Linked DNA regions of Mus musculus: region 1 is linked to region 2. A link is a loop called in an ENCODE intact Hi-C map of the cell type or tissue named here. Cell type or tissue: gastrocnemius. All regions are shown on one strand. Each heading gives the region's core, and the rest is flanking DNA. Links, peaks and the distances in the headings are about the cores only.

Region 1 (5,376 bases), core at 56-5,055, 220 kb after region 2:
TGTGAGGCTATGCCAGTGCCTGGCAAATACAGAAGTGGATGCTCACAGTCATCTATGGGATGGAGCACAGGGCCCCTAATGAAGGAGCTAGAGAAAGTACCCAAGGAGCTAAATGGGGTCTGCAACCCTATAGGAGGAACAACAATATGAACTAACCAGTACCCCCCAGAGCTGTGTCTCTAGTTGCATATGTAGCAGAGGATGGCCTAGTTGGCCATCAATGGGTGGAGAGGCCCTTGGTCTTGCAAAGATCATATGCCCCAGTACAGGGGAATGCCAGGGCCAGGAAGCGGGAGTGGGTGGGTTGAGGAGCAGGGCAGGGGGGGAGGTTATAGGGGGCTTTGGGGATAGCATTTGAAATTTAAATGAAGAAAATATCTAATAAAAAAAAAGAAGAAAAAACAAAACAAAAAAACCCCGAGTGATAAGGAGAATTAAAGCCACAATATTGTGGATAAATAAGAGTGTATTTAAAGAAAATTTGGAAAATAGGGATTGACCAGGTGGCCTTCTCAGCTGTAATTTAAAGTGTCACTTTAGATATCTCCTTATAAAAACAAAATAATTGCTGGGCACTACAGTGCACGCCTTTTATCTCAACATTTAGGAGGCAGAGGCAGATGGATCTCTGAGTATAAAGTCAGCTTAGTCTACACTGAGTTCCAGGATAGCTAGAGCTCTGTAAAGGGATTCTGTCTCCAAAAAAAAAAAAAAAAAAAAAAAAAACCAGCAATAACAAAATATTAAAGAGTGACTACGACTATGCAATTGCATTAATATTAAATTTCCCTTAAGCTGGAGTACAGAAACAAAAACTACTGTCATGTGACCTTGGTTGATCAAACACTGACCAAAGTCATTTGGTGAAGGAAAGGGTTTATCTCCTAACTTACGGTCCATCACGCAGTGAAGTCAGGACAAACTCAGGGCAGAAACTGAAGAGGAGATCACAGAGAAATACCGCCTTGCTCTCCAGGAGTCTCTCAGCTTGCTTTTTTTTTTTTAATATAACCCAGGGTCAACCCGTGTGGTTGGGCCCTCCCATATCAACCATTAGTCAAGAAATGCTTCTTGATTAATGCAGACTTGCCTACAGGCCAATCTGACAAAGGCATTTTCTCAATTGAGGCTCCTCTCCCAGGTGATTCTAGGTGTGTCGCGCTCACTACAAACTAACCAGCACAATTATGTTCCCCAAAGCGCGTTGTTGGGACCCACTGCCACAACTTTAATCATTACAGTATAAGTGCCCTCCACTGCTTGGCACTGGGTTAAATCAGCAACATGCACTGAGAGGAACTGAGAGTGCATGAAAGCCATGCACTGACACAAGCAGAACTGCCTGCCCACCTGAGCCTTGTCATATGGCAGGAAACAAGGCAGAGCTGACAACTATACAGGTAAGCGAAGGGATGCTAAACACACTCTGTTGCTGGGAAGGAGGGCGGGGAATTAAGGTTAACACAGGAGTAGTAATGGGACATCCACTGGGACACTCTATCACAAGCTGGAGGAACAACTATCAATAAAATCAGCGATGTAGATTTGAGGGGCCTATGGAATCGAGGCAGTACCCTGAAAATAAGCCCCTGGCTTTAAAAAGAAGCAGTGAGGTAATTTGGGATCGCTGGGAGAGGTAATACCCATCTCAGAGAGGCTGTTTTAAGTTTTGCCTCTCTCTCCTTTGACTCCCATTTTATTCTGCACTGTGGTAAAGCCCCACCGGCACTTCAGAGTATTAAAATTTGGAGGCACTGTCTCTTATTCATTTAGGCTAGTTAGAAGTTGAGAAGCAACGAAGCCTAACAGCTCACATCCTAGCCCTGCCTACTTGTATTTAAGGTGGAAAGACACCTAAGGAAGCAAATTTCATAATGTCACCACGCACGGGGCCTTTGTTTGTTCAGTCACAGTATGTATCTTATACTTCCTTTACTTCAATGTCCTCATCTGAAACGGTGACAAAAGCATCCACCCTACCGAGCAACTGTGAGGGTTAATATAAAATAATTTTAGAAGAGGTAAACGGTGCTATTGCTATCATCAGCAACACCATCCTTCAGTTCCAGGAAGAATGAGAGCCCCAGAACCCTTTCTAGAAAAGTATGTGTGCTCAGCGGTTTGCATCTGGGAAATAAAATAACGGGACTCAGATGCCTAAGAAATACGTTTTGCAGGTACTATTATGAATTTCCCCAGACAGTCTTAACTATGTGTCTTGCTTCAAAGTTTGTATTCGCAGAGAATTTACTTATGCCTAAATGAATAGACATCTACCAACCTGGGTACCTGTTGGAAAGCAAGGTTTTTTGTTCGTTTGTTTTTGTTTTTGTTTTTCTAGATTAGCTGGAAGCATCTATACATAGAGCTGACGAGGGACCAGAGCCCCGAGATGTGGGCTACCAAACCACTGGATAGTTATCAAGAAACCTCAACCCTGAACGATGCTAATGACTGTGATGCTAATGGCTCCACAATGTAATTAGACTCAGATTATTCCAATACAAGCTTCCACTCGGCTTTAATTTTCCTCCTTAATTGGAAACCCAACGCTTAAACACTATTAGTTTTGTGACCCAAACCCTTTTTCACTTCACTTGCCAAATTTGACGGGCGCGTTCACCTCCACCGACGCCTGGGGGTCGATGTCGTCCGACAGAATGGCCATCTCCTGCCGATCAGCATCATACTTGACCTGCAGGCTGTCCAGGCCGCGCGCCACGTGCTCCACGCCGCACACCGCCACCTGCACGCGGTCGCCATCCGGGTGCGCAAGGGGATCCAGGGGCCTCACGGCCAGGTGGCAAGGGAGCCGCGCCCTCAGTCGCCCAAACGGGCTCACCTGCAGCGTCCACTCCCTCAGAGCCCCACGCGCCAGGCCGGCCCCAGAGTCATCGGGCGCTGATCCCTGCCGCTGCGCCCCACTGGAGCCGCAAGTCCGAGCCCCGAGAGCTCCGACCAAGGCGCCCGCCCGCACTCGGGACGCGCAAGGAGGGAGGCGGCCGAACATGCTCTCCCTTGGAACGCTTCAGCCTTGGCTCGCTGGTCCCGGGACCACAAGAACCACGAGCTGCCTCGGGTCAGTCACGAAGGGGACAGCATGCACGGCTCCGCCAAGGAAGAACGAGCCAGGCCCCCAGCACAGTACTTAACGCCTTAAATCCCGGTAGGAAAGTTAAAACTTCAAAGAGCCTAGTTGAAACCCTGACCTGGACAAGTCACCTATTTCCGCCCCTTTGGCGGAGGCCATCGGGATATGTAGTTTTAAAGGAGCCAAACATCAAGGTGTTCTGGTAACTGTGAAACTACATATCCCAGGAGACAGTGCGCTGAATACACAGACTGACAGCCGATTGGTAGAGGAGCCCCCGCTCCCCCCTCGTTGCTTTCCCGTTGCTTCAAGCCCATTGGCCAAGAGAGCAGAGAAAGAAAAAAAGTTAATGTAACTGACCAATAGGAAGAGTAGAAGGGACGGGATAAACTCAGCTGTGGTTACTTTGGATACCAAGGACGCGACTCTTAGGAGAGGGTGAAGTTTTGAAGTGAGACCCCAGGGACCAAAACACACGGAGAAAAATAAGAGTTTAAACAAGGATCAGGACCAAAAGAAAGGGTAAGAAACAGCATGTTTATAGATGGGAATCAGATTCAAAGTTAGGAATACTTTCTTTAGGTAGTTAGAACCAAAGGTCACCAAACTAATGTGGATTCCCTGGGAATAGAGAATCCCCCTCACAAGAGACCTTAGCATGAGAGGACAGACACGTTCTGTTGCTTTCTCCCTTCTCTGTCCTTTAAGGGAACTCCCACTTAGGTAAAAAATACTAGATAGAAAAAGTGTTAGAAGCCAGGTATGGTGGCGCACGCCTTTAGTCCCAGCACTCAGGAGACAGAGGCAGGTGGATTTCTGAGTTCGAGGCCAGCCTGGTCTACAGAGTGAGTTCCAGGACAGCCTGGGCTATACAGAGAAACCCTGTCTCGAAAAAGAAAAAAGAAAAAAAAGGAAAAGAAAAAGTGTTAGAATTCTGGCTCTTTCTTAACTGTAAGTAGTAATCTTAGGCCAGTCATTGGATGCCTTTGGGTTTTACTATTTGCTTATAAAATGATGACACTATCTTCCTTGTCTTGTGTAGAAGTTTTTTTTTTCGTTTTTACCACATTTATCAAATGAAACAATGGACAACAAAGCAGTGCACAGTATACAAAACAAAGTATTTTAGGAATGGCATATGTCTACGTTGCTAAGAGATTTGGAGACATTTGAACTTGGTTAGAGGACAGTCTTGATCTCTTTCCCTGCAACTGGTCCTTGGCCTTAATGGTAAAATAAAATCTCTCTCTCTCTCTCTCTCTCTCTCTCTCTCTCTCTCTCTCTCTCTGGATCATAAGACTTGTTAGGGGATGTCAGAATTTTTTCCTGGTCCTGTTGTATTATCTATGGCACAAGAAATGTTTCTTCAGTTTTGATATAAGACAGACTGTGCTAAATAACTCTATAAGTTAACTCTTTTTTTTATTATTCAGTAGGCAGTAAAGATAATGGGAAATGGGGGGTGTGGACATTATTTCAGCCATATTTGCCTATTCTTCTCCCCATTCTACAAATAATTCCCTAAATTCCTTACATACAGATTTAACTAATTGCAAGTCCAGTGTGATGGTGTTCACTTGTAAGTTTTCAGAGTTTGGGAAGCTGAAGCAGAAAGATCTCAAATCTGAGGCCCACCTGGACTATATACGGAGAACGTTGTGACAAATAAAATACACAATAAGTAAATAAAATGATACCTTTAAAGATCAAAACTCTCAGCCAAATATGGGACCCCAATTCTTTGAACCTGAAGTGACAGATGGATAGATAGACTAGGCTAAAGTCCTCCCCAGCGTCCATGTTGTTCTCTTAGTGAAGACTATGGTAGTGGTGGTGGCAGTGACAGCCCTGCCCTGCTGTCAGCCATCTGAGAAGAAGGCCCCTATCCTTGAGGACCTCCACCAAGGTGAAACCTGTCCTTGACTTTGCTGGAAAAAAAATGTTGGGAGAAGCTAATGTGAAAGAGGGTTGATTTAAAATAGATTTTAAACAAGGGTTTAAGAGCACAGGGGTTGCTAGAGGTGACTGATCACACAGGGAGAGAAAGAGACACACCCAAGAGCACAGGTGTAAGCTCCCTTGAGCTTGCCCTAAGTGACTTAGCAGAAGTGCTCCAGAGTCACTCTTTTGCTGACTCTCATGTTATGCCTCAAAGGATTTCTCTAAGAAACTTCTTTAAAACCTTTCTCTTCTTCTTCTTTTTCAATAAGTGAGATTATAGGATTACTCTAGAGATGTCTTGGATTGGGTTACAGTCCTAAAATAAAACTGTGTGTCACAAGAAT
Region 2 (5,376 bases), core at 190-5,189:
GATCCCTTCAGTCACCTCTGCTCACACATTAACAGCAGGGGCAAGACAGGTTTTGGGCACACTCATTCACTTTCCCTCAGACCATTAAGGTGACTTCTATTCTGCCAGGTCTCTCTGTACTTTGTACTTGTTGCAGTTATCTATGCATGTTTGACCTCTTCTGAACATTGCCTGTGTGTTCTAAGTAAACCTAGTTGTCCATCCACAACACTGTTTCCCTACAAACCTGTGTACACTCTGATAAAGGAAAAACCCAAACCAAAGCCTACCCATGCCAGTGGTTTGTAATGGTTTGTAAACTCTTACTTGCCAGGGAGACTGAGGCTGAAGCTTGCTTGAGCCCAGGCATAGGGATGGTAAGACTCAAAAATAAAAAACACAACCAAAAAATAAGCAAAATAAAACCTCAACACCAAACCAAACCAAACCAAAACCACAACACTTGCCTGATCTACTAAGCTTATTGAATCTGCTGATTGATATTTAATTTTCATTGGTTTTGGAACCAATTACTTAAATCTATTGTTATTTTTACCCAATTCTTTTCTATTATAGGAATCCAATCATGAATATAATAAAATTCTACCCTTGTCCTCTGTTTTAGCTTTTGTCCAGCTACCTCTTTTTTGTCTTCTGGATGATATTTTGGATATTTTTCATTGACTTATTTAGTGGATTGCTAACTTTACTAATTCTGCTTTTTGTTACATCTCATCCCATCTGTTGAATACAATAAGTGAAATCTTAATTGTAGATAATGTATTTTTCAGTCTTGGAATGCCCATTGATTCCTTTTAATGCATTCCACTTATTAAAATTATAAAGATACTTTTTCATCTATTTTGCTATAATCTCCTGTTTTCAAACATGTTAATGATTGTTTTGTAAAAATCACTCTCTGGAAAGCTGGTCACACATGTCTATAATCCCAGTTCTTGGGGAGCTAGGACAAGAGGCTTGCTTTGAGGCCAGGCTGGGCCACATGTTGAGTTCAAGACACTTGGTAAGCCTGAATAAAACAAAAACAAGAAGAAACACAGGTTCCTTCAACATCTGGATAATTTTTGGGTCTGTTGTCTGTTGTTTCTTTTCTTCCAGTAATTACCTCTACACACTGAGTGATTTTTTTTTGTTGGCTATCAAGTAAAAGAGAACAGTAGACATTCTCCACAATGCATTCTTCAGCAGAGAAAGTCCTCCCTTTCCTCACTCTAGAGGGAAGAGCTGAGCTCGATCCAGGCGGATGAAGCTGGCTGCTGCTCTGCTGTGCTGCAGGAGTCCTCCCCTTTTCCTGTGAATCTCTCTTAGAGTTGTGCCAGCTGGCTCCCAGCTTCCTTCATGAACACCCTAGACCCAAACATATTTGTTACTGAGCAAGTGATCACAAAAGCTGGCTGGTTTTCTTTCTACTAGTGGCAGACTATCCTCTGCCTGGACCCAGTCTTCATTTTAGACCCAGAGCTGGGAATGAGAGCTGAGCTTTGTCAGTTCGCTGAGGAAGAGTCTTCCTCCCATGGAATTTTGACCACTCTCCAGTGTCTTACTCTATGTAGGATGCGTCCACCCACGTAGAGGCCGGTGATCAAGACTGGCTCCTTAGTAAGTCACTCTCCTGAAAGTTGTTCTCTGACTTCCACACATGCACACACAGTAAATAAATGAGTTTGTCAATCTACAAATAAATAAATGTTAAAAGCATAAAAATAAAAAAGTAATATTATTCTGTCAGGAAATACTCTTTCTCTGTCTCTTTCTCAGATCATGTGATTGCACTTACATCGAGCTAGCCTTCCCCATCACTAGAATCTAATAAGATGTTCTTGCCGTCTAAGAATATTGCCTACATAAAAGATATGAACATAAAAAGTTGTAGCATCTTTTCAAAAGATCTTGGAACTAAGTATTTTAAAATATTTTTGGAGGTATGTGTTTCATGTGTATGAGGGTCTCTTTGTTCTTTGATGCCAGACTGGTTAGTCCTTGAGTTTCAGGGAGCCTCCTGTCTCTAATCCCCCAACCCAGGGCTGCTGGGATTATAGGTGTGTGCTCTTGAACCTGGCATTATGTGGGTCCTGGGGATTCAAACTCAGGTCTTCAAGTTTGTGAGGTAAGTGCTTTACCCAGTGAGCTATCTCCTCAATTCAGAGTTAGATATTTTTACATGTTTGTTTTATATTTTAAATATATGAAGTAAATGGTTGGATACTTAGAAAACTGGGCAAGAAATGTTTACTCTATGTAAATCATTTTATGGTTCAAGAACTATGTGTTTTAGAAACTCCAGACTAAAGAAATATGTAATGGCAACACCAAAAGGCTGTACCCACAAGGAATTATGGGAAACATAAGTACTGATGCTTACTTCTGATTCAGTATAGTCATCTCTCAGAATGCAGGCACTGTGCATCCTGTGTGAATATCTCACTCTCTGTCCTTTGGAGGTATTTCTGAAAGGCACTTATATTTTTAAACAAATTATTAAAGTAGGAGCCCATGCAATGATGCTCAGTTGGTAGGATTTGGGGACATCAAAAAAATAGATGTGTATATGTATTTCTCTAGCTTTCTACTTGGTAGAACTGGGTACATTACCTACTAACACACATGCCTGCTCCAGAGAGATCAAAGATGAGCTATGTATTCATGGATTCAGTGACCACAAAATTGTTAAACAAAGAAACCTAGCAATTGTATCAGTAAGAAACTACACTTCCAACTGTGAGGTTGATTTCAGTTTAATGTCTAGGAAAATGATAGCAGTGTGCAAAGCTGGGTCTTCCCAGCAGAGGGCGAGCTTCAGTCACAAATCATGACTTGAATTATACATATATATGCATATATATGTATATGAAGTCTATATTGCTTATATTTTAAGATTCAGTTGTCAATTTGTACTTGAAAATGCATTTATTTATAAGTCACACAGATTCTGTTATTGGTTATTTGCTTTAAGGGCAGGTATCTGTCAGAGGTGCAAAAAAGAGGCACAGTGATTTGCACTTTCTTTCAAGCTATATAAGAGGTTCAGAAAGGAAATTGCAATACGGCTAGGCACCTTCACTCATATTAAGGCAGGATGAGGCAACCCAGTAGGAGGGAAAGGGTCCCCAAGGCAGGCAAAAGCATCAGAAACAGCCCTTGGTCCTTCTATAAGGAGTCCCACAAAACCACCAAGCTACACAAATATAACATACATGCAGAAGGCCTAGATTAGACCTATGCAGGCTCCCTGATTGTTGGTTCAGTCTCAATGAACCCCCATGAGTCCAGTTTTGTTGATTCTGTGGGTTTTCTTGTGGTGTCCTACACAACTTGGTATGCCTTGTTTGGTTGATATCAAACCTTGGGAAGCTGACATTTTCTGAAGGGAAACAGAAGAGGATGGGGGGTGGGGGTGGGGATGGGGATGGAGGAGATTGGGGCAGAGGGAGGGAGGGGCAACTTTGATTGGGATGTATGAGAGAATAAATTAATTTAAAAAGAAAAAGAAAAGGAAACTGCTTGAGCCTGAAGACCAGCCTGGGGAGCATGGTAACGGCTGCCTCAGTATAAACATTTTCCATAGTTACGAGAACCAGGAATTTGTATGTAGCAAGGGACAGTTTGCAGAGTTGGGAGAGGAGGGCTGCTTTGCTAACTTATTTTGCTGGACCTTTGGGTAAAGCTTATGGTTTCTTGGGTGTGGGGGACAACACTTTGCAGCCCAGCCAGTCAGTTCCCAGATGTAGTTCTAAGAGAAACCAACACAGAAGATAGAAAGCTGCCAACTCATTATTTCACCAAGAGTTACTTTATCTAGGGATTAGCCACATAGGATGATCTGTTTCTCCATTGGTGATGCAGTCTGTCAGGTATTCTGGTCTCTCACATCCATCCCAGTGGCTGCTGCTTCTCACTTGTGATGTAAATCATCCAGTCTGAGCTAAGCAAGGCACTGTTCCCGTAGTCCCAGCAACTTGGGAGAGGCAGGAGGGTTGCTCTGTCTGGTTATTCAGACCAGCCTGGATAACACAGCCAGACTCTGGCTCAAATAGACACTCCCCTCTCCAGTGCTGGTCCCAAGGGGTGTTTTCTACTCCCCAAGGTAGCTGCTACATGGCCAAGCCAGTTGGATGCCTTTAATAAGCTCAAGAATGTTCCATATATAAAGCCATTAAAGTTAAAAAGTGGTACCATCTGTTTAAATTTTGACAAGACATAGCTGATTTACTTTCAAATGTTCATTATTGAAATATCAAGTAAAGCACACCAGAAAGCAGTGCTGCGCTAGCTCCGTCTCCACCTCACTTGGGCTTGTTTCATGGGGTTTGGGGAAGGAACAGGAAAAGCTTTGAACAGTGTTTAGATTTCTAGAACTGTGATTCTCACAGGACACTTTTTCTTATTAAAGAAACCTCTTCTTTCCTTTCCTTTCCTTTCCTTTCCTTTCCTTTCCTTTCCTTTCCTTTCCTTTCCTTTCCTTTCCTTTCCTTTCCTTTCCTTTCCTTTCTCCTTCTCCTTCTCCTCCCTCTTCTCCTCCCTCTTCTCCTCCCTCTTCTCCTCCCTCTTCTCCTCCCTCTTCTCCTCCCTCTTCTCCTCCCTCTTCTCCTCCCTCTTCTTCTCCCTCTTCTTCTCCCTCTTCTTCTCCCTCTTCTTCTCCCTCTTCTTCTCCCTCTTCTTCTCCCTCTTCTCCTCCCTCTTCTCCTCCCTCTTCTCCTCCCTCTTCTCCTCCCTCTTCTCCTCCCTCTTCTCCTCCCTCTTCTCCTCCCTCTTCTCCTCCCTCTTCTCCTCCCTCTTCTTCTCCCCTCCCCTCCCCTCCCCTCCCCTCCCCTCCCCTCCCCTCCCCTCCCCTCCCCTCCCCTCCCCTCCCCTCCCCTCCTCTCCTCTCCTCTTCTCTTCTCTTCTCTTCTCTTCTCTTCTCTTCTTTCCAAAAGGTGTAGACATCTAAGACATCTATACTGTTTGTTCTATTGTCTGCTTAAAAGATATATTCTATTGTCTGTTTAAAAGAACAAAACATTTCCAAATAGATATGTGCTTTCTACATATCCAATTCTGTAGAAACCCACCCAAGGCATCAAGAACCAAGGCAACTCCCTTTTATACACAACAGGCGCTTTTGTCTGCTGAGTGGTCTCCCCTGCTCTTCTCTTTGCTCAGAAAGAAACTATTGAGGAGTTAGCTCTGTGGTCCTTGCTTAGCATCTCCAAGGCCCTGGGTTCCATCCTTAGCACTTCAAAGCAAGCCAACAGAAAATGCTTGTTTATTCCCTATTCACCCTGTCTCATTGGCTGTGTGCAGTTCACTCAATGTGTATAGCAAGCAGCAAGCTGTGTCATTTTGTCCATTAGGATCAAATGAACAGTGATATTTCCTTGAAAAATAAACTTTACAATA

Evidence for each region. A loop is a pair of places that touch in the nucleus more often than their neighbours do. Peaks named below come from ENCODE experiments on the same cell type or tissue, not always from the same donor. Only the 100,000 strongest peaks of a DNase experiment are listed, where the experiment ranks them.
Region 1: it touches region 2 in a loop (5-fold over the local background); 24 of 42 quality-filtered maps call a loop at or near these places.

What each region holds. Positions count from the first base shown.
Region 1 is chr5:21,422,802-21,428,177 of GRCm38, reverse strand. Ccdc146 (coiled-coil domain containing 146) reads left to right here and starts at 3,501. Exons shown (of 19, transcript NM_029195.1): 1 at 3,501-3,613. Fam185a (family with sequence similarity 185, member A) reads right to left here and starts at 3,275. Exons shown (of 8, transcript NM_177869.4): 1 at 2,602-3,275. The coding sequence starts at 3,010. In gastrocnemius, for the core only: a CTCF peak has its summit at 2,911; DNase peaks (open chromatin) are centred at 2,785 and 3,344; H3K4me3 peaks cover 1,799 bases; H3K27ac peaks cover 970 bases.
Region 2 is chr5:21,638,554-21,643,929 of GRCm38, reverse strand. The region is part of intron 1 of Fbxl13 (F-box and leucine-rich repeat protein 13); the gene reads left to right. Among named protein-coding and RNA genes, the nearest start is that of Fbxl13, 4.4 kb to the left of the region's middle. In gastrocnemius, for the core only: a CTCF peak has its summit at 2,787 (motif pointing right); a DNase peak (open chromatin) is centred at 2,784.